Regions from separate parts of the Homo sapiens genome. Here region 2 is linked to region 1. The links are chromatin loops, found by intact Hi-C in ENCODE. Cell type or tissue: chondrocyte. All regions are shown on one strand. Each heading gives the region's core, and the rest is flanking DNA. Links, peaks and the distances in the headings are about the cores only.

Region 1 (10,339 bases), core at 1,643-9,642:
TGGCTCCTCGACAGGCCTTCCAGCAGCCCTTCTATATCCTTCACTCTGCAGCCAGAGTGGTCTTTTCAAATCAAAGCTCTGATCACTTGAACGCCTTCCATGGGGAGTCTTTCATTGTCCCTCAGCCAGAATCCTCACCGTGGCCTTTAAGGCCCTGAGTGACCTGGGTCCTCCCTGCCTTTACCCACCTCTCCAGCCACACTTGCCCCTTCTCATCTCTCTCCTTCCAGGCCTTTGCATACACTCAGTTCTCTCTCTGGAATATCCTCCCTCCTCCACAGCGGTAAGCGCTAGTGCGCACGTGCACACACACAAATATATACACACACACACCATTACCTAATTACTCCTCTTTATTTATTTTTTATTTTATTTATTTATTTATTTATTTATTTATTTATTTATTATTTAATTTATTTTTTTGAGACAGAATCTCGTTCTATTGCCTGGGCTGGAGTGCAGTGGTGCAATCTTAGCTCACTGCAACTTCCACATCCTTGGTTCAAGCAAGTCTCATGCCTCAGCCTCCCAAGTAGCTGAGATTACAGTCATGTGTCACCATGCCTGGCTAATTTTTGTATTTTTAGTAGATAAGGGGTTTCACCATGGTGGCCAGGCTGGTCTTGAACTCCTGGCCTCAAGTGATCCGCCCATTTCAGCCTCCCAAAGTGCTGGGATTACAGGCATAAGCCACCGCGCCCAGCCTCCTCTTTATTCTTTAGACTGTAATTCAAACATCATTTCCTCAGAGAAAGCTTCCTTAATTCCCCAGTCTGGGGCAAGTCCCTCTGTCATTCACTCTGATAGAGTCATTTTTTTTTTTCATAGCACTTATGGTTTGCAATTAGATATTTGTTTTTTTCATTTTTGAATTGAGGTCTGTCTTCCCTGTTCGACAGTAAGCTCCATGAGGGCAGGTCCATGATGTGTTCTCCACTGTGTCAATGAGTAAATGCAAGAATGAAGAAGCAAGGGATTTGGAGACAGATGACCTCATTCCAGCCTCCAGCCCACTTCTTGCTCTCCCTAAGACTTGAATAGGCTGGTGTGGCTCAGTTTTCTCACTTGTCAGATGGGAATGAAGTTACTCAAACCTGCTTATTTCACTGGGTTGTGTGAGGATCCCATGAGATAACAATTGAAAACCATGAAGCATTACACAGACATGAGGGGTGGCTGGAATGAAGAAAGGGATATAGAAAAAGTCAGAAACCACTCAGCACACACTGCTAAAGAGAAGGTCTGGGTGGGGGGCGCTGTATGCTTGGACAGAGGGTTCAGGACTGAGTGCAGCTCTGTGTGTGTGTCTGCTTGGGCACCTCTCCAGGGGCCCTCTGTGTATGCCCTTTGACACTTTCCTCATCCCCCAATTACTTGAACAAGATGAAGATGGGAAAGAATGTTAGAAGAATAAGCATTTGTTTGAACAAGCATACAGGCGATGGAGGAGAGAGGACATGCAGTTGGGTGTGTGTGTGTGTTGGGGTGTGTGCGTGTTGGGGTGTGTGTGTGTTGGGGCGTGTGTGTGTGTGTTGGGGTGTGTGTGTCGCCCCACACCAGGGCTGCGTGTCTGTGTGGTAATGTGCAAGTGTGCAGTGTGGTCTTGGTTGCTGTGGGGGAAGAGGTATTCAGTTGCACCCAACTTACTGTCCTTTGGCACTGTCTGTGCGTGCACACCCTTGTCTTTGCTGGGGCTCCCAAGCTGGAAGCTCCCGCTGCCTTAGCTGCTTCCTTCTGGAAATCAATCTACTTCCCCTTCCAAAACATCTGAAGGAGGGGGACAGTGCCCTCTAGTGGGAACGCATGGGCAGCTGCAGCTTCCTCAGCCCAAGCCTCAGCCCCACTCCACCCAAGTCTGGAAGTCCTCTCTGAAGCACTTCCTGGGGAATGCAAAGGAGGAGGCCCCTGCCCTCTGAGAGCTCAAGATCTGGCAGGCAGGAAAAAGATACACACAGGACAGGACACACAGGTTCATGCAGGAGAAGCCTGAGGACAGCAGCTGAAGGTGGGGGAGTCTCTCCTCATCTCTGCAATGACTTATCTCTGGTTGCCCTGGGTGTTCCTGGCCTTCCTTGCTTCCTGTTCCTGCACATGGTCTCTTGGTCCTGCTCTTTTGCTCTCGGTCATTACTCATAGCTGTAGGGCCTTGAGCAGAACTGGACCCTTTAGTCTATTCCCTGGGTGGGCACTAACAGCACCCTGTGGAGTCGGGAGGATTCTTGGAGGAGGTAACATGTGAGTAGGATCTTGAAAAATGAGTAGGAATTCTCCAGATGGAGTCCAGGGAAGGCACAGGACTGTGGATGAGCCTCGTGTGTCTGGGGACAGGTGGTGGTGGCTGGATGCTGGCCTGAGGTGGAGGGTACATTGCTTTCAGCTTTTTTTTTTTTTTTTTTGAGACGGAGTCTTGCTCTGTCCCCCAGGCTGGAGTGCAGTGGCTCAGTCTCGGCTCACTGCAAGCTCCACCTCCTGGGTTCACACCATTCTCCTGCCTCAGCCTCCCGAGTAGCTGGGACCACAGGCGCCTGCCAGCACACCTGGCTAAATTTTTTTGGTTTTTTTTTTTTGTATTTTTAGTAGAGACAGGGTTTCACTGTGTTAGCCAGGATGGTCTCGATCTCCTGACCTCTTGATCTGTCCACCTCGACCTCCCAAAGTGCTGGGATTACAGGCGTGAGCCACCACGCCTGGCTGCTTTCAGCTTTGTGGGGCTACAAGAGAGGACTAAATTTTGCCAGGAGGCAGTGGGGAGTGAGAGAAGGTCTTTACTTTTTTGAGATGGAGCCTTGTTCTGTCGCCCAGGCTGGAGTGCAGTGGTGCGATCTCGGCTCACTGCAACCTCCGCCTCCCGGGTTCAAGCGATTCTTCTGCCTCAACCTCCCAAGCAGCTGGAACTACAGGTGCGTGCCACCATACCTGGCTAGAGAAGGTCTTTAAGCAGAAGAATGGTCAGAGTCACACAACTCGAACTAAAGGTGGGGAGAAACTGCAGGGAGGCAGGGAGACCAGTTGAGAGGCTGTTGTTTAGGCAAAAGAGGAGGGCAGTGGCAGAAAGAGGAGGACAGTGGCTGTTGTTTAGGCCAGTCTGAGGGCAGTGGCAGAAGGATGGAGAGGGGCTAGAGCTCAAGACTCTGCTTCTGAGGCCTCTTTGTCCCTGGCAGCAAAGCTGAGGCCAAAGGTTCCACATCACTCAGTTCTGCTAGAACCTGACACCCTGCCTCACATCCCCAACACACTCTAGGGTCTCTGCAAATGGAGAAGGGAAGATGGTGGGAGCAGGGAGGGAGAAGAGAGGAGGAGGAAGGGGAACATGGCCTGGGGCTAGGGGATGCTTAAGGAATGGGGAGGCCCAAGCAGACCCACCTAGCCCCGGTCTAGCCCCACTGCTCCTCCTCTGGCCCTGCAGAGAAAGCATTAATCTGCTATACCTCCCTCCCCCGCTTCCCCTCCTCCCCTCGGGTCACCTTCTTGGCCCTGGAGACTTGGCTGATGGCTCAAGTTCCTCAACCAGTGGCCCTGAGTAATCAGAACACACAGAGGGGCCAGGGGCCTGGGGGCAGGGAATGGTAAATTAGCGGTAGGGGAGCCTCAGAGACTGAGGCCGGGAGTCTGCAAGGCTGAGGGTTTTGGTGGGAACCCCAAGTTGGTTCCCAATACTCTCTACCTGACCCAGGTCCCCCTGCCCCACCCCCAGCACTGATCTCAATTTCTTCCACCCACCAGAGAATTCCTCGAACAAACTAAACTGTTCGGGGGGCGGGGGGCAGGCCAAAAAGGGTAGTGGTGATCTGCCAGGAAGCTTTCCCACTGCAGGAGACAGGGTCCCTCCCCCTAGTGCCGGGAACTGGTCAGAAATGAGTCTGTGGTCAGTGAGAGACTGCTGCTAATGGAACCTGGGCTGGCCCACAAGCCACAGGAGGGGTAGGGGAGAGGAAAGGAACCAAAATACATCTCAGCATAGGTGGGTAGGACGAGGGCTGGTAATGCTGTCCTGAAATAGAGCTGGGGCCAGGGAGGGAGGGGAAGAGAAACAGGGTCGGGGACTGGAATTGGAGGTCTGAGAGAGTACCTGGTGGTGGGGCACGGAGGGGCTCAGGTATCCCAGAGGAATAACTGGACGAGGGAGAATAAGGGAGAGGACCCAGAATTGGGATGGGGACACTGAGGGATATGCTGAGGAACAGATTGGAGGATGACAGAGAGCATGAGTGTGTGTTGTGTGTGTCCTGGGGGGGTAGGGACTGTGGTCGCTGTGATCATCATGGCAGTGGGTGCAAAGGATGGTGCTAGGTCCCGTCTCACCTGGGAGGGGTGGGTTCCAGGAATCCCAGCCCTAGGCTTTTCCAGGGTTTCCACTCTGTCCTAAACCCTCTCTGTGCTGCCGGAGCTGGTGACAGGAAAGGGGCTCCAGCCCCCTGCTCTCCATCAGCCTCCCTTTCCCACTGCCATCAATTATTCATCAGCCCAGACACCCGCCCTCCCTGGCAGGGCAGGCTGGTCCTCCTCCCATGCCCCGCCCCAGCCACACTGCCACAGAGGCCCTGGTGAGGAAGGACGGCCAGCTGGGCTGAGATACCTGGCTGACGGGCTGGGTGGCTGGCTCTGCCGGACTCTGCCTGGAGTCACATCGCCTTCCCCTCTGGCACCTTCCCCCTTCCTCCTGCAAATCCCTGGCACCAGGAAGCCCCTGGAGAAAATGCCCATCCAGATCTTCTGCTCCATGTCATTCTCCTCTGGAGAGGAAGCCCCAGGGCCCTTGGGAGATATTTGGGGTCCCCACCACCATCAGCAGCAGCAGGACATCTCAGAATCGGAAGAGGAGGAAGAAGAGAAGGAAAAGGAGGCAGTGAGGAAGGAGGCCAGTGAGGGGCATTCACCCATGGACTTGGTGGCCTTTGCCAACAGCTGCACCCTCCATGGCACCAACCACATTTTTGTGGAGGGGGGTCCAGGGCCAAGGCAGGTGCTGTGGGCGGTGGCCTTTGTCCTGGCACTGGGTGCCTTCCTGTGCCAGGTAGGGGACCGCGTTGCTTATTACCTCAGCTACCCACACGTGACCCTTCTAAACGAAGTGGCCACCACGGAGCTGGCCTTCCCGGCAGTCACCCTCTGCAACACTAATGCTGTGCGGCTGTCCCAGCTCAGCTACCCTGACTTGCTTTATTTGGCCCCCATGCTGGGACTGGATGAAAGTGATGACCCCGGGGTGCCCCTCGCTCCACCGGGCCCTGAGGCCTTCTCTGGGGAGCCCTTTAACCTGCACCGCTTCTACAATCGCTCCTGCCACCGGCTGGAGGACATGCTGCTCTATTGCTCCTACCAAGGGGGACCCTGCGGCCCTCACAACTTCTCAGTGGTGAGTGGAGCCCCATGCCTGCCACAGTACCCCAAGAGTGTCTGCCATGGCTGTCCCTGACTGTCACCTCCTGGGGTTGGGGCTGGGGCTGGGGCTGGGGCTGATGACTGTGCTGCCCCCTACCTCATCTGGCTGACACAGGCCAGAGCTCACCCAGGAGTCCGGGGCCTGGAGCTGGGCTGGTATTCCCAGGTCCACACCAGTGCTGCTTTTCCTGTTAGAATCTTGAAACACGTCTGTCTTAGTTGGTATTTTGCTGCTGCCTCCCAACATGTCCTCCAGCTTTACCTGCCCTTCTCAAGACTTCCTCATGGTCCAGCAGGGCCCGGGACCTTGCTCCATCTGTGAGGTCAACCTTTGATCTGTTGGTGGACGCCAGTGCCTGGCCAGTTGTTCACTATTTTGACTAGCACCCATGGACTGAAGCTGGGGTGGGTGCTGCCTGGTCTCTGGTGGTACAAGAGAAGGGAGTGAAAGGGTGACAGTAGAGGGGTGGGGATATCCCCCAACCCCACCCCACCATGGCCCTTGTCAGCATCTCCTGCAGCAGGGACTTCATTGCATCTTCACTTGGTCTTCCTGTGCCCTCCTATGGACGCCCCACCCCCACCAGCTCTGTGTGTGTGTGTGTGTGTGTGTGTGTGTGTGTGTGTGTGTGTGTGTCTGAGGGTAAATAACAGGTCTCTAAATCATATCCCTCTCCCCAGCTTTAAGTGGCCAGGGACCCTCTTCCTAGGGGAAGCTCTCACTGGGAACTGTCCTTCTGCTTGGCCCCCCACCCAGGGGTCCAGGGCTTTCCCTGCTGGGGGGCCACCTGGTACCCCACTGTCTCTCCTAAGTTCATCTTCCAGGTCTGTCTGGCCTGACTGCTCTCCTGCCCCACCAGCTCCCAGATGCCAGGCCTTCCCTGCCCCACACACCCATCCCTCAGTCCTCCACCCCCTCCCTAGCGTAGGGGCAGGGGGTGTCATCATACCCGTGCATCATGGGATGACTGCAGGCATACAGGGGCCTGGGGGTTTGGGCCACTGGGCCTCAGGCCAGGAGCCATAGGAATGTGTCTACCTCTGGGCCCGAGAGTAGAGCAGACAGTTCTCACCCAGGCCCACCAGGTGGCAGCAGCAATCCACTGTACAGCAGCCCTGTCCTCTGAACCGGCGCAAGACAGGGCTGCTAGCCGGCCTCAGACACCTCTAATCCCATACAACTCCGGATGGAGTGTAGGCATGGGCATATGTCCAGCCTGGAGCCTGTGGCTGGGTGCCGCAAGACCTGGTCATGGGGCTGGGGACTAGGAGCCCTTGGAGTTCTCTCTTTGCCTCATCTCTGGACCTCACCCACAAAGTGGGGAGAGCAGTATGTCTCCTCTTCTGGAGGTCAATGGAGGAGGCTGTTCTAGGAAGGGGGAAGGGGGCAAAGACCGTATTCCCTAGTAACCTACTGCCATTGCTGCTCCAGTCTGGCCTGAAACTCTTTTGTCTCTCCCCTGCTCTGGGCTGTATTGACTCACCTTATGACCTGTTTTGTGGACTTTGTCACCATCCAGCAGTAGTAAAAGCACAGCCACCCCAACTTGGGGACATTCAAGGAGGCTGTGGGGAAAAGGCCAAGGATAACTGGTTTACTTTTCTCTTTGCAGCTTTTTAATCAGCACTGTGACCAGGGCTGCACTGGGGCATGGAGTGGGGAGAAGACTGGGGAGACAGCCCCTGGGGCTGAGATATCTTCTGAGGCCCTCCTAGTTTTGCAAAAGCATTAACGCACACACCATGCCCTGGGGGCTCAGTCCCAAGTGCTGGAAGAAGAGGTGCTGGTGCTTGGTTGAGTGTGGTCCTTGGCATGGCAACTGGGTCTACTTTCAGGTTCTGCTGATAATGGGATAATGGAATAATGATGGACCCAAGGGGCTAGGGGCTGAATGAAACCAAAAAACTGAGTTTGGCTGGGCACGGTGGCTCATGCCTGTAATCCCAACACTTTGGGAGGCTGAGGCAGGTGGATCACCTGAGGTCAGGAGTTTGAGACCAGCCTGGCCAACAGGGTGAAACCCCATCTCTACTAAAAATACAAAAATTAGCCGGGTGTGATGTTGTGCACTTGTAATCCCAGCTACTTGGGAGGCTGAGGCAGGAGAATCACTTGAGCCCAGGAGGCGGAAGTTGCAGTGAGCTGAGATCGCACCACTGCACTCCAGCCTGGGCAACAGAGCAAGACTCCATCCCAAAAAAAAAAAACTGAGTTTGGGTCTTGGGGAAAGCAGAATTTCAGATTCCCAGAGTGAAATCTAGGAGAAGAGAAGATATGTCTTGGAGGGCCTCAGGAGCTTGGGCCTGAGGAAAGTGTCCCAAGGAGGGGCCGTGTTAGGATCCTGGTGATGAAAATGTATATGTCAGGGTCCTGGCAGGAAAAAGACAGCTACTTGATGATTTAATTGAAGACTTTAACAAAGGGACTGCTGACAGAGCTGGGGGCAGGGTTAAGGAAACCAATAAGGGGGACTGAGGCAGTGAGCAGTACTAGGAAATCGTTATCACTTCTAGGCTGAAGAAGCACAAAAGAAGACAGTGCTCTGTAGGGAGCCCTGGCAGGATCTGTAATCATGGAGGGCCTAAGGCACTACTAGAGCTACAGAGGGGCGAGGGCTGGGGAAGGATTCATACCCCAATCTTTCCTCCTGCCTTCTGAGCCATTACCAATACCTCCCAACTGTCAACCCCAACTAGAAGCCCATGCAGGTGGCAAAGGAGCTCAGGCGATGCACCCTACCAGGAACAGTTTTCCAGGGCACACAGAGGGCAAGAAAGGGTGAGAAACAGGTGGGAGAGGGGAGCAAATGGAGAATGGGCTGCACGGGAGGAACCATTCCCAAAGGGTGTTGAGATTCCAACAGCTGGGGTGGCTAGGAACAGCCCTTGGTGAGTAGAGGGTGCTGGCAGGACTCTTAGGCTCTCCACTCTGCCCTCGCCAGGTCTTCACACGCTATGGAAAGTGCTACACGTTCAACTCGGGCCGAGATGGGCGGCCGCGGCTGAAGACCATGAAGGGTGGGACGGGCAATGGGCTGGAAATCATGCTGGACATCCAGCAGGACGAGTACCTGCCTGTGTGGGGGGAGACTGGTACGTCACCCACTTCAGGGGCCCCTCTGCATGGCTCTAGGCCCCAGCCTCTGCCAGGGGATTCCTGGGCTTCACTGTGAGACCTGGGCAGGGCCCGGGCTTTCCCCTCTCCCTCCAGCATCTCACCATCTCTATCACTGACTCTACCTGACTTCCACACTCACATCTCTCTGGCTCCCACTTCCTGGTTCAGTTACTCTCCAAGGTAACCAGCCATCCTCTTCCATCAACGCCGCCGCCACTCTATAAATAACTCCCTCTCTTCTCGGGCTGCCTGCCTGTCTGGTCTCGGGGGGCCTTGGGGCAGAGAGAGATGGGGGAAAAGGGAAAAAGGGAGTGGGAGAAATGGAGAGCATCTGAAACAGTGACACTCTGGGAGAAAGTATTTGAAACATCAAGATGCAGAGCAGAAGCCAGGTAAGAAAAGAAGTGTGTAGGATACAGGGGTCATCGGAGCAGCTCAGAGCTGGTAAACCCAGAAGGAGGCTAGGGGGTGGGCTAGGACCCTATAGACTTCCCCCACCCCAGCCCCAGTGCACCCTATGCTTATTTCCAGGAGAGGTAGGATGCCCCCAGGTCTGAGGGGTGTTAGGGAGTCAGGAGCCCTCCCAACCCACACACTCCTCATTCCCCTAGACGAGACGTCCTTCGAAGCAGGCATCAAAGTGCAGATCCATAGTCAGGATGAACCTCCTTTCATCGACCAGCTGGGCTTTGGCGTGGCCCCAGGCTTCCAGACCTTTGTGGCCTGCCAGGAGCAGCGGGTGAGAGGGCCATGGGAGGCTGGTCCTGGGGTGGGGTATTGAGGGGTCCAGATGGAGTGGTGGGCAATCAGTAATGGGAAGGACAGGTGAGCAAGGACCTGGGTGGTAATCTGGCTAGTCAGAAGCATGAGTGATCGAATGAACAAGAATGCTCTGTAAACTCTGAGACCTTTGGAGGCTGCAGAGGGAGAGGGGAGCAGAACTCCAGAGATCTGCATCTTGTCAGAGGAGTCCATCAAGCTGATTTGGGGAGAAGTCCCCGCACTCCCCCAGCTCCCCGGCTCTCCCAGCAGCTCATCTACCTGCCCCCACCCTGGGGCACCTGCAAAGCTGTTACCATGGACTCGGATTTGGATTTCTTCGACTCCTACAGCATCACTGCCTGCCGCATCGACTGTGAGACGCGCTACCTGGTGGAGAACTGCAACTGCCGCATGGTGCACATGCCAGGTCAGGCCTGGGGCTCCGAGCATACTCCTGGGGTCCCTGGGCCTTTGCTGCCCTTCACTAGCTCCCCATCCATATCAATCTCCCAACCCCAGTTCCAGCCCACCCCATCCCACACCCACCTGGCTCATGTCTCTCTGACCTCAGTTCCCGCCTGCACCCCCAGGGATGGGTGGGAAGGGTCTAGAAGGTATGGACCTGGAGTGGGTCACTTCTGGGGCAGCATGGGGGCCTGCCAGTCCTCCCTTCCCATCTTCTCCCAGCTTACACCTTCTAGGCCTTTGGTACTACCACCATCACCAGACCCCTTGAATTCCCATCCTGCATCATTGTCTTTTCTCCTCTGTAGGGGATGCCCCATACTGTACTCCAGAGCAGTACAAGGAGTGTGCAGATCCTGCTCTGGGTGAGCGCCCCTGGCCTGGGGCAGTCTGGGGGAGGGAAAAGGTGCTGCCAGCCACGTGCGCAGGAGTTTCAGGTCACGCTCCCAGAAGCCTCACATAACTCCTGGACTGGGCTGCACCCTCTCTTGTGTCTGACATTAAAGCTGAGAATGGTCAGTCATGGTGGCTTACACCTGTAATCCCAGCACTTTGGGAGGCTGAGGTGGGCAAATTGCTTGAGCCCAGGAGTTCGAGACCAGCCTGGTTTCA
Region 2 (10,339 bases), core at 703-8,702, 1.3 Mb after region 1:
CTCTTGCCAAGGTTACAATTGCCAAAGTGGCCACTTTCAGCTCTTACCTACTGTGGCTTCTGGGTGAATTGTATATTATGTGATATCTGTAAGTACTTCCTGAGATTTCATAATATCCTTATTACCAGGTTTTTATCTTACATCTACTTCTCCTTTCTTAGATCCTAGTGGTTTCTTTATCCTCCACTTATCCCTGAAACACTCAAGTATTTATGTTCTGACAGTTCTTTCCCAACCCACTGCTCTTTTCTCATTGAACAGTTTTTCCCTGGAATGGGATCTGATTTGTTCTCAGTAGGTATCTCTAGCCCAGCTCTTCCCCCAGGCCCCACTTTTTCTATCTAATTTCTTGGCCAGGCGTGGTGGCTCATGCCTGTAATCCCAGCACTTTGGGAGGCTGAGGTCAGGAGTTCGAGACTTAGCCTGGCCAACATGGGGAAACCCCGTCTCTACTAAAAATACAAAAATTAGCCAGGTGTTGTGGCACATGCCTGTAATCCCGGCTACTTAGGAACCTGAGGTAGTAGAATCACTTGAGCCCGTGAGACAGAGGGGGCAGTGAGCTGAGATCGCGCTACTGCACTCCAGCCTGGGTGAGAGAGGGAGACTCCGTCTCAAACAAAACAAAAAAAACACCAAATTTCTTACTGGTTGCTATACCTGAATGTCCCACTGGGATCTCAGACAAAGGTTGTCCAGAACCAAACTCATCATCTTCTCTCTCAAACTCTGTAAATCTTGTCTCAGGGCAACAGTGCCCTCCCCCAAATCACTTAAACCAGATGCTTGGCTGTTGTTCCAGATCCTCCTCCTTCCCTCCTCCGGTTCCTATCACCACTGCCTTAATTCAGGCCCTCAAATTTCTTGCTTAGATCATTGCAATAGCCCTCTAGGCAATCTCCCTGCCTCTCTTGTCTTCTTCAAAAACATGCCTAAAGAACAATTCTAAAAGGTGAATCTGGTTGTGCTAGTCTCCTGTTTAGAAGTCTTTGATGGCTTCCCAATGCCCAAGAGATAAGGTTCATGTCCCCAAGCCTGGCATTTGAAGCCCTGAGTTGTACAGCTCTTGCTTGCCTCTCTAGTCTTACCTCCTGACATTTCCTAGTATGGTGGTAGCTTCTATTCTAGCCCACGGGTCAGCAAACCTCTTCTGTTAAGGGCCAAACAGTACATATTTCAGGCTTTGCAGGCCATACCGTCTTGATTGCAACTACTTTGTGTTGTACTACAAAAGCAGCCATAGGCTGGGCATGGTGCCTCACGCCTATAATCCCAGCACTCCAGGAGGCCAAGGCAGGAGGATTGCTTGAGGCCAGGAGTTCAAGACCAGCCTGGGCATCATAGTGAAACCTTGTCACTACCAAAAACAAAACAAAATTAGCTGGGTGTGATGGCATGTGCCTGTGATCCTAGCTACTTGGGAGGCTGAGGTGGGAGGATCATTTGAGCCCAGGAAGTTGAGGCTGCAGTGAGCCAAGATGGCACCACTGCACTCCAGCCTGAGTGACAGAGCAAGACCTTATCTCTTCAAAAAAAAAAAAAAAAAAAAAAAGCAGCCATAAACAGTTTGTAAATGAGCAACTGTGACTGTGTTCCAGTGAAATGTTATTTATGGGCACTGAAATTTTATATATTCTTCATGTGTCATGACATATTATTATTCTGATTTTTTTTCCTTACCATTAATAAATGTAATAATTCCAGCCTGGGCAACATGGTGAAACCCTGTCTCTACAAAAAATACAAAAAATTAGCTGGGTATGGTGGTATGTGCCTGTAGTCCCAGCTACTAGGGAGGCTGAGGTGGGAAAATCACTTGAGCCTGGGAGGCAGAGGTTACAAGTGAACCATGATGGTACAACTGAACTCCAGCCTGGGCAACAGAGTGAGACGCTGTCTCAAAAAAAAAACAAATATATATATATATGTATATGGCCAGGCGCGGTGGCTCATGCCTGTAATCCCAGCACTTTGGGAGGCAGAGGCAGGTGGATCACGAGGTCAGGAGTCCGAGACCAGCCAGTTCGAGACCAGCCTTGCAAACATGGTGAAATCCTGTCTCTACTAAAAATACAAAAATTAGCAGATGTGGTGGTGCGTGCCTGTAATCCCAGCTACTCGGGAGGCTGAGGCAGAAGAATTGCTTGAACCCGGGAGGCAGAGGTTTCAGTGAGCTGAGATTGCGCCACTGCACTCCAGTCTGGGCGACAGAGTGAGACTCCATCTCAGGAAAAAAAAAAAACATACACACACACACACACACACACACACACACACATACACATACGCATACATATATATATATATATATAGAAATCAAAATGTAATAACTGTTCTAAGCTCATGGGCCATATAAAACAAGCAGTGAGCTAGATTCGGCTTGTGGACCTCCAGCCGCTGCTCTACTCTAGCCTTAGGGAATGCCCCATAATTCTGTATGTACTCTAGGTTGTTTCTTGGCCCCCTGCCTTTATTCATGCCGTTCCCTCCCTCTGAATGTCTTTTCTCCTTTTTGCCTGGCCTATTCCTATTTGCCCCTCAGGACCCACTACAAATTCTAGTTTCTTGGGGAAGGAAAGTCTTTTCTGGCCCCAGTAGGTAGAGGTAGGTACCTACCCTTGGGCTTCCATATCACCTGTGCACATCCTGATTATTAACACTTAACCACATTGTATTACAATGTTCTATTGTATGTCTGTGCCTCTGGTTTCTTTACTTGACACTGTTTGATCCATCTTTGTAACCTTAGCACTTAGCACAATGCCTGGCATATAGTAGATATATAATGAATAGTTGTTAAACTGCATTAAGAAATCTGGGGTGGGGCATGGTGGCTCACGCCTGTATTCCCAGCACTTTGGGAGGCCAATGTGGGAGGATCACTTGAGCCCTGGAGTCTGAGACCAGCCTGGGCCACAAAGCAAGACCCCATCTCTATATTAAAATAATAATAATAAAAAAAGCTTAAAAAGAGAAATCTGTAAGATAGTTTATGGCTGATTGATCTTGTCAAAATAGAGGAAGGTTATATTTGTTATATATAAGCTATTATAAAATTATTTTGTGCACTTTCCCCTATCAAACTCACCTGTACATACTGCCAGAAATATCACTGGGGTAAAGGGATGGTGGTAGAGGAACTGCAAGAGAAGTAGGACTGATAGGTAAGAGGGAGCAGGGTACTGCTTATACAGCATCACAACCACCTGTCCAGGCTCAGCTGCATCGCTGCCATTAAAAAATCTAGGTAACAAATTTGGCTGGGCATGGTGGCTCACGCCTGTAGTCCCAGCACTTTGGGAGGCCAAGGCGGGTGGATCACCTGAGGTCGGGAGTTCGAGATCAGCCTGAGCAACATGGAGAAACCCTGTCTCTACTAAAAATACAAAAAATTAGCCGGGCGTGGTGGTGCATGCCTGTAATCCCAGCTACTTGGGAGGCTGAGGCAGGAGAATTGCTTGAACCCAGAGGCGGAGGTTGCAGTGAGCCGAGATCGTCCCATTGCACTCCAGTCTGGGCAACAAGAGCAAAACTCCATCTCAAAAAAAAAATCTAGGTAACAAATTCTAAGAACACACACATATACCAACAACAACATATAAATGTTGGGCCACGTACAAACTTTGAAGTGAGGGCATCGAGCAAGATCAATTTTAAGGTTCCTTTCAACTTTGAGTTTCTGCATGTGTAGAATTACCAGCACAGGATCATTCTCACTTAGACGCCAGAGTAGAAAATTGAGTCTGTGTAGGACTAAGAGTAAGTGTCGAATAGGGAGGTGAGGAAGAGGGGTGGAGGGATAGGCAGAGAGTGGCGGGACCTGGGGTGGGACCCCCTGCAAATGTTCACCTGGCATCCAGAGCGAACTCCATCTCCACCAGCACACACCATGGTGTTCTTCACAGTGGAGCCCCAGTAGGAGGAGCTGGAGCAGATGGCGTAGTCCACAGAGGGCAGGTAAGCCTGCTGCAGGGTCTGGGCCAGCTGCCCATTGGCTGAACAGGACACACGGCATTGGCAGTCAGCTCCAGATGTGGTCCAGCAGAAAAACCTTCCACCCCTGCCACACCTTCCCAAACTCTCGTGAAAGCTGAGCTCAGGGCAAACTCCTTCTCTCTCCCTGTTGCATGTGGTGGATCCTCTGTCTTCTCTCTTTATATGGCCGCACAGGACCCTTCCCTCAGGGAGGCAGCCTTGCTTACTGTACCTAGGCTCCAAGCCACCAACCCTACTCCTGCTTCTTTTCACTCGTGGATAACTTAGTTGCACCATGGAATGGCCTTATTTGTGGATGATTTATCTGTCTGTTCTGTTTGCTCCTGCAAGCTCCATGGAGCAGAAATGGGATTGTGCATGCTTGTTTCCATTTCTTTCTTTCTTTTTTTTTTTTTTTTTTGAGATGGAGTTTCACTCTTGTTGCCCAGGCTGGAGTGCAATGGAGCAATCTCGGCTCACCACAACCTCCGCCTCCCAGGTTCAAGAGATTCTCCTGCCTCAGCCTGCCGAGTAGCTGGGATTAAAGGCATGCACCACCATGCCTGGCTAATTTTGTATTTTTAGTAGAGATGGGGTTTCTCCATGTTGGTCAGGCTTAAGCGATCCTCCTTCCTCAGCCTCCTGAGTACCTGGGACTACAGACTCATGCCACCACACTCAGCTAAGGATCCTTAATTTCTCTGGACCTTGGTTTCCTCATGTATAAAATGAAGGGCTGGCTGGCTGCAGTGGCACATGCCTGTAATCCCAGCACTTTGGGAGGCCAAGGTGGGAGGATTTCTTAAGCTCAGGAGTTCGAGGCCAGCCTAGGCAATATAGCGAGATCCCATCTCTACAAAAAAATTTAAAAATTAGCTGAGTGTGGTGGTACATGCCTATAGTCTCAGCTACTCAGGAGGCTGAGGTGGGAGGATCACTTGAGCCCAGGAAGTGGAGGTTGCAGCCTGGGTGACAGAGCAAAACCCTGTCTCTAAATAAATAAATAAATTTTAAAAATGAGGGGCTGGTAAAAAAAATTCTCTGATAAAGTCTTTTTTTGTTCTAAGAGTCCATGAATCTGTCAACTACTTCACAGCCCATTCTTAGCTTGATATAATGCATCAGTTATTGTATCTATGGTTCTTTTAGCTCCTGGTCTCTGGCCATAAGCACCTAGGACCACAGAAAAAGGTGTCTTAGAAGCTCAGCTACCTAATCAAGATCCCCGTGGTGGATTGTGCCAATGTAGGCAACTTACTCTTGGTCTTGCCCCAGCCTGTGATGTAGCAGGGACTGTTGTTAGCCAGGATGGCTCCCTCCTGGGGCAGAACACCCAGCTGGACATAGCTATTGAGGGTAACGCTCTGGGCCAGGCGCAGCAGGGCGATGTCATAGCTGCAGGAGAAAAGGAGACTGCTCACTCATGGGATCAGCTCTTCCCTGAGGTCAGCATATACACTGGCCCTCTCTAAGCATTTGTATCCCCGTGGAATTGGAAAGTGACGACTTTGAAGAAGGACGGGGCTCACTTGCTAAGCCTCAAACTAGAGCAATTACAATTTAACATGTAAACATTCTATGTTTAACAGCAGCATCTGCTGGTGGGACATTGGTATTGCAGCCTAGCTCTGACCTTTGCAACCCCGGGAAGTAGAGAATGGGGGAATCTGAAAGGAGCAGAGTGGCATGATCTTGGTGGCAGAGTTCTCAAACAAGAAAAATGTAAAAGGCTGAGTGGCTCTACAAGCTCAGTAGAATATCCCAATTCCTTGAACCCACCCCCACCTGCACATGCTATAGAATTGACCACCGTTTTAATTATTTATTTTCCAGAAGTTTACAACTCAACTTGCAATTTTCCCGTGTAAGATTCACTTTAGGAAATTTACTTTTGCTGATGGAGTCTATTCTATAATGTGAATAATAAATAATGATAAAACCCCCCATAGAAACAGAACATTAAAATCTGCAGAGAATGGTAATCCACTGTGCAAACCAGCCTGGATCCAACAAATCCTAAAGGTCTTCAAAGACTCTCAAGCCCTCCAGAACGTCAGTTCTCTTTTTCTTATGAGACAGAGTCTCACTCTGTCACCCAGGCTGGAGTGCAGTGGCGCGATCTCAGCTCACTGCACCCTCTTCCTCCTGGGTTCAAGTGATTCTCCTGTAATCAAGCGATTACAGGCACATGCCACCATGCCTGGCTAATTTTTTTTTTTTTGTATTTTTAGTACAGACAGGGTTTCACCATATTGGTCAGGCTGGTCTCAAACTCCTGACCTCAGGTGATCCGCCTGCCTTGGCTTCCCAAAGTGTTGGGATTATAGGCATGAGCCACTGTGCCTGGCTCAGAACCTAAATTCTCAAAGTCCTCCTGGACGAATGAGCCAGCTCATTGCTCCCTCTAGGACATGGTGCCTTCTCTCAGGCTCAGCTGGGCTCCTTAACTAAAGGCCAGGCCAGGAGCCACGGACCAGGTTTCAGGCCATGCAATCCCTCTAGCCCTCTGAAAGAACAGGTGAAGGCAGCCAGTTGTTGGCTAGTCAGGCCTCACCGCCCAGCCCAGGGCCAGCTTGGACTTGCTCCTACCCGGCAGCCACGTTATCGCTGTTCCAGTATGGATGCACCACGATCTTCTGCACACTCACGTACTGCTCAGTGCCATCATTCTGGCTCAGGTTATGGTCTCCAGCCACCACGCGGAAAGTCTTCTGGCTGGCGTGAGAGAAGGAATCCCTGAGTCATCCAGGGGACTCAAACCTTCTCTACCCCACTTAGAGAAAAGTTGAAAAACCATCTTTTTTTTTAATCATTATTATTTAGGAAATTTTTTTTTTTTTTTAGAGATGGGGTTTTGCTGTGTTGCCCAGGCTGGCTTCAAACTCCCAGGCTCAAGTGATCCTCCCACCGCAGCTTCCCTAGTAGCTGGGACTACAGGTGTGAGCCACCGTGCCCAGGTTTTGTTTATTATTTTAGGACAGGAACCCATCTTATCTGGTCTAGGCAGAGGAGGGATATAAGACTCTCCAAAATGAGAAAGTAACAAGCTCTTTCATTCCCTAATTGACTAACTTGTGGAAGTGAAAAAAACTACCATCACTTTGATTTTCTCGGTTTAACATCATAGGCTGAATATCTTGTAAACTGGGAGAGGTGTAGTGCGCATAAATGAAATAATGGCTCTCAGCCACCAAGATTTTGAAGGAAGCATAGACTTTTAGGCTAGTTGTTCTTAAAGCGTGGTTCCTGGGCCGCAGCATGAGCATCACCTGGAAACTTGTTAGAAATGCAAATTATCAGGCCTCACCCTGGACCTACCAAATTAGAAACTCTGCTGGATGGGGCCCAGCAATCTGTGCCTTCCAGGTGATTCTGACACATGCTCAAATGTGAAAACCATTGCCCAAGACAAATAGGAAAAAATAGTCACCAGTCAGACATTGACTAGGCACTTACATATTTACTCAATCCTCACAACATTTCTACAAAGTAAATGTTCTTAGCCCACTTTAGAGATAGGAGAATGGGGGCATAGTTGCCCAAGGCTACATAGCTAGAATTTGGTGGAGCAAGATTTGAATTTGAGTCTCCCTGACTCCAAAGTTTGTACTTTCACCATACTACCTCCCTGCAGGCCCTGAACAGGAAAGGAGCCACTGCCCAGTCCCTGAAGTGCTGTCCAGAGAGGGCAAAATTATATCCTCTTTCAGAAGGTCAGCCCCTTCCCCTTCCAGGGGCCCAGGAAAGCTTGTCTTTGTTTTTCTTACTAATCCACGCAGTGAGCAGCTGTCATCACCCAGTTCTGTCTGATAAGGGTCCCTCCACAGGTGTGATACCGGGAACCTCCAGACCGGTACTGGAGGGAAATCTAGATGGGGAGGAAAGAAAGAAGGGATAGGTTGGTGTTTCTCAAATGGTTTTGCCCCAGGTCGGTTGCAGTGGCTCATGCCAGTAATCCCAGAACTTTGGAAGGCTGAGGCAGGAGGATCAGTTGAGCCTAGGAGCTGGAGACCAGCCTGGGCAACATAGTGAGACCTCGCCTCTACAACGTCAAAAATAATTAAATATAAAAGACTTTGCCTCAAACTACATGTCACCTCCTTAAAGTCCTGCTGTCCTTCAAAACATTCTCTTTCTAGGCTAGAGATGGCAAATAGGTTTCATCTGACCTGCCAATTGCTACTGATTGCTTGGTAGTGGCCACCTGGAGTGTGGCATTGATAAGGGGTGTGTAGATGCTTCTGGGGCCAGCAGGAAGGGATGCTCCATCGCTTGGTGATGTTTGCTGTGTACATGGATGGAGGAGTAAAGGCACACAGTGTATTTGGCATTATCTCTCTAGGTTGTTGCAATGGACCTAGAACCCATTGTAACTCCTTTTTTGGAACTCCTTCTACCTCTGTTCTCCCTTAAAGAGGAACTATAGGCCAGGCACCATGGCTCACGCCTGTGATCCTAGCACATTGGGAGGCCAAGGCGGGTGGATCACCAGGTCAGGAGATCAAGACCATCCTGGCCAACATGGTGAAACCCCATCTCTACTAAAAATGCAAAAATTAGTCGGGCGTGGTGGCATGCACCTGTAGTCCCAGCTACTCAGGAGGCTGAGGCAGGAGAATTGCTTGAACCCAGGAGGTGGAGGTTACAGTGAGCTGAGATAGCGTCACTGCACTGCAGCCTGGTGACAGAGCGAGACTCCATCGCCCCCTCTCCTCCCCCAAAAAAGAGGAACTATAGGCAAAGATTTGCTCCATCACCTAAGCCCAACAGGCTTAGGTCTCCAGAGCTGTACCTTTAGTGTTTTCAAGACATCTCCTGTCTCCCCACTTCAGGGACTACTTAGAAATACCAATGGGAGGCCAGGCGCTGTGGCTCATGCCTGTAATCCCAGCACTTTGGGAGGCTGAGGCGGGTGGATCACCTGAGGTCAGGAGTTTGAGACCAGCCTGGCCAACATGGTGAAACCCCGTCTCTACTAAAAATACAAAAATTAGCTGGGCATGGTGACAGGCGCCTGTAATCCCAGCTACTCAGGAGGCTGACGCAGGAGAACTGCTTGAACCCAGGAGGCAGAGTTTGCAGTGAGCCGAGATCATGCCATTGCACTCTAGCCTGGGCAATGAGAGCAAAACTCCATCTCAAAAAAAAAAAAATACCAATAGGATGTTTGTTTTTATCAGTTCATGTCTCTTCTTCTAGCACCTCATGTTATGTAATAGCTCTACTCCTGAAAACTGGGGCTCAGACTTTTATAAGCTAAAACTCTGATTGCAGTGATATCTTCTCAAAGTGTGGATCTTCATCAGTTAATTTGCCAGGTTTACATATTTAGATCACTTAAATCAGGGCCCAGCTGCCCTGTTAGCAAAGTGGAAACTCTAAATAGCCAACTAAGCAGCATGCTGTACGTGTGTGTGTGTGTGTGTGCGCGCACATGCGTGCAAGCATTGTGACACACACAGTGTGGAGTGGTGTGCGTGTGAGTTTCAAGGTATGTGGAGTCCAAGGTGACTGTCTGGCACCCAGTCTTTCTTGCGTGGCACAAGTGCTGTCGCTGAGAATATAAATGTATCTTGTGTTTGGGTGTGTGCCTTGAAGAGGGACTGTGGTTGGTGTATAAATCCCCTCCTCCAAGCCTTTTGCATTTAGAAAACCACCTAAGCCTGATCCCATCCATCTTTAAAATCGAGAACCTAGACAATTGGAGAGCTGCTTGTTGATAGGGACATGCACAAATACACATGATACCTTATGTCATGCACTGAGCTCTTATTTGGGTGGAAGTCTGGGGCTGGGAAGGAACACCCACCTGAGAGGGCCAGGAATTCCTCCCGGCCTCAGTCCCTCCGACTACGCGGGCATTGGTTTCCGGAAGGTCCTGGGTGCTGTGTCCTTTGTGGGGCAGAAGAAAAGTGAGTGATGACTAAGCATGGGGTCAGCCAGGGGTAGGGGTGGGGGGTGGCGATTGTGCTTTGAGGAATGTTAGCCTTGTCTGCAAATTCACAGTTCCTCTCTAACGAATGAGGGGCCCAGCTGTGAGTTCTCTGAGCCCCTTTTGAAAACAGGGGTGCCTGGGTGCCTTCTGTTTCCCCCAGGTGTTCCCAGAACTCCGGCATGCTATGAAGGACCTCTCTCAAACCACCAGGCTAGGCCCCAGAGGCTCCTTGTGGTCTCCTCTTTGCTCAAGATCACCCTTTGGCCTGAAGAGACCCCCCCCCACTCTTTGACCCCCACCAGCCCCCTAATGCTTTGGCAAGATTCTCCAGGGTTCAGGGCCTGCAGTGCACACCCCAGCCAGGCACCTGCTGAGGAAGTCCTCCTGTCAATGGGGGTGGTGGGGAAGCCCAGGGACCCACCCCACTAC

What was found. A loop is a pair of places that touch in the nucleus more often than their neighbours do. Peaks named below come from ENCODE experiments on the same cell type or tissue, not always from the same donor. Only the 100,000 strongest peaks of a DNase experiment are listed, where the experiment ranks them.
Region 2: a loop joins it to region 1, with 4 times the contacts of the local background. A loop is called at or near these places in 2 of 110 quality-filtered maps.

Annotation. Positions count from the first base shown.
Region 1 is chr12:50,068,889-50,079,227 of GRCh38, forward strand. ASIC1 (acid sensing ion channel subunit 1) reads left to right here. Exons shown (of 12, transcript NM_001095.4): 4 at 8,325-8,475; 5 at 9,112-9,239; 6 at 9,533-9,689; 7 at 10,036-10,092. Among named protein-coding and RNA genes, the nearest start is that of SMARCD1, 11 kb to the right of the region's middle. RefSeq lists enhancers at 6,181-6,450, 6,471-6,570, 6,701-6,750. In chondrocyte, for the core only: CTCF peaks have their summits at 1,795 (motif pointing left), 2,018 and 6,474 (motif pointing right); no DNase peak of the experiment used is centred there.
Region 2 is chr12:51,336,011-51,346,349 of GRCh38, forward strand. CELA1 (chymotrypsin like elastase 1) reads right to left here. Exons shown (of 8, transcript NM_001971.6): 2 at 9,785-9,867; 3 at 7,743-7,843; 4 at 6,565-6,690; 5 at 5,234-5,370; 6 at 3,850-3,995. Among named protein-coding and RNA genes, the nearest start is that of CELA1, 5.5 kb to the right of the region's middle. In chondrocyte, for the core only: CTCF peaks have their summits at 5,577 and 5,776; no DNase peak of the experiment used is centred there.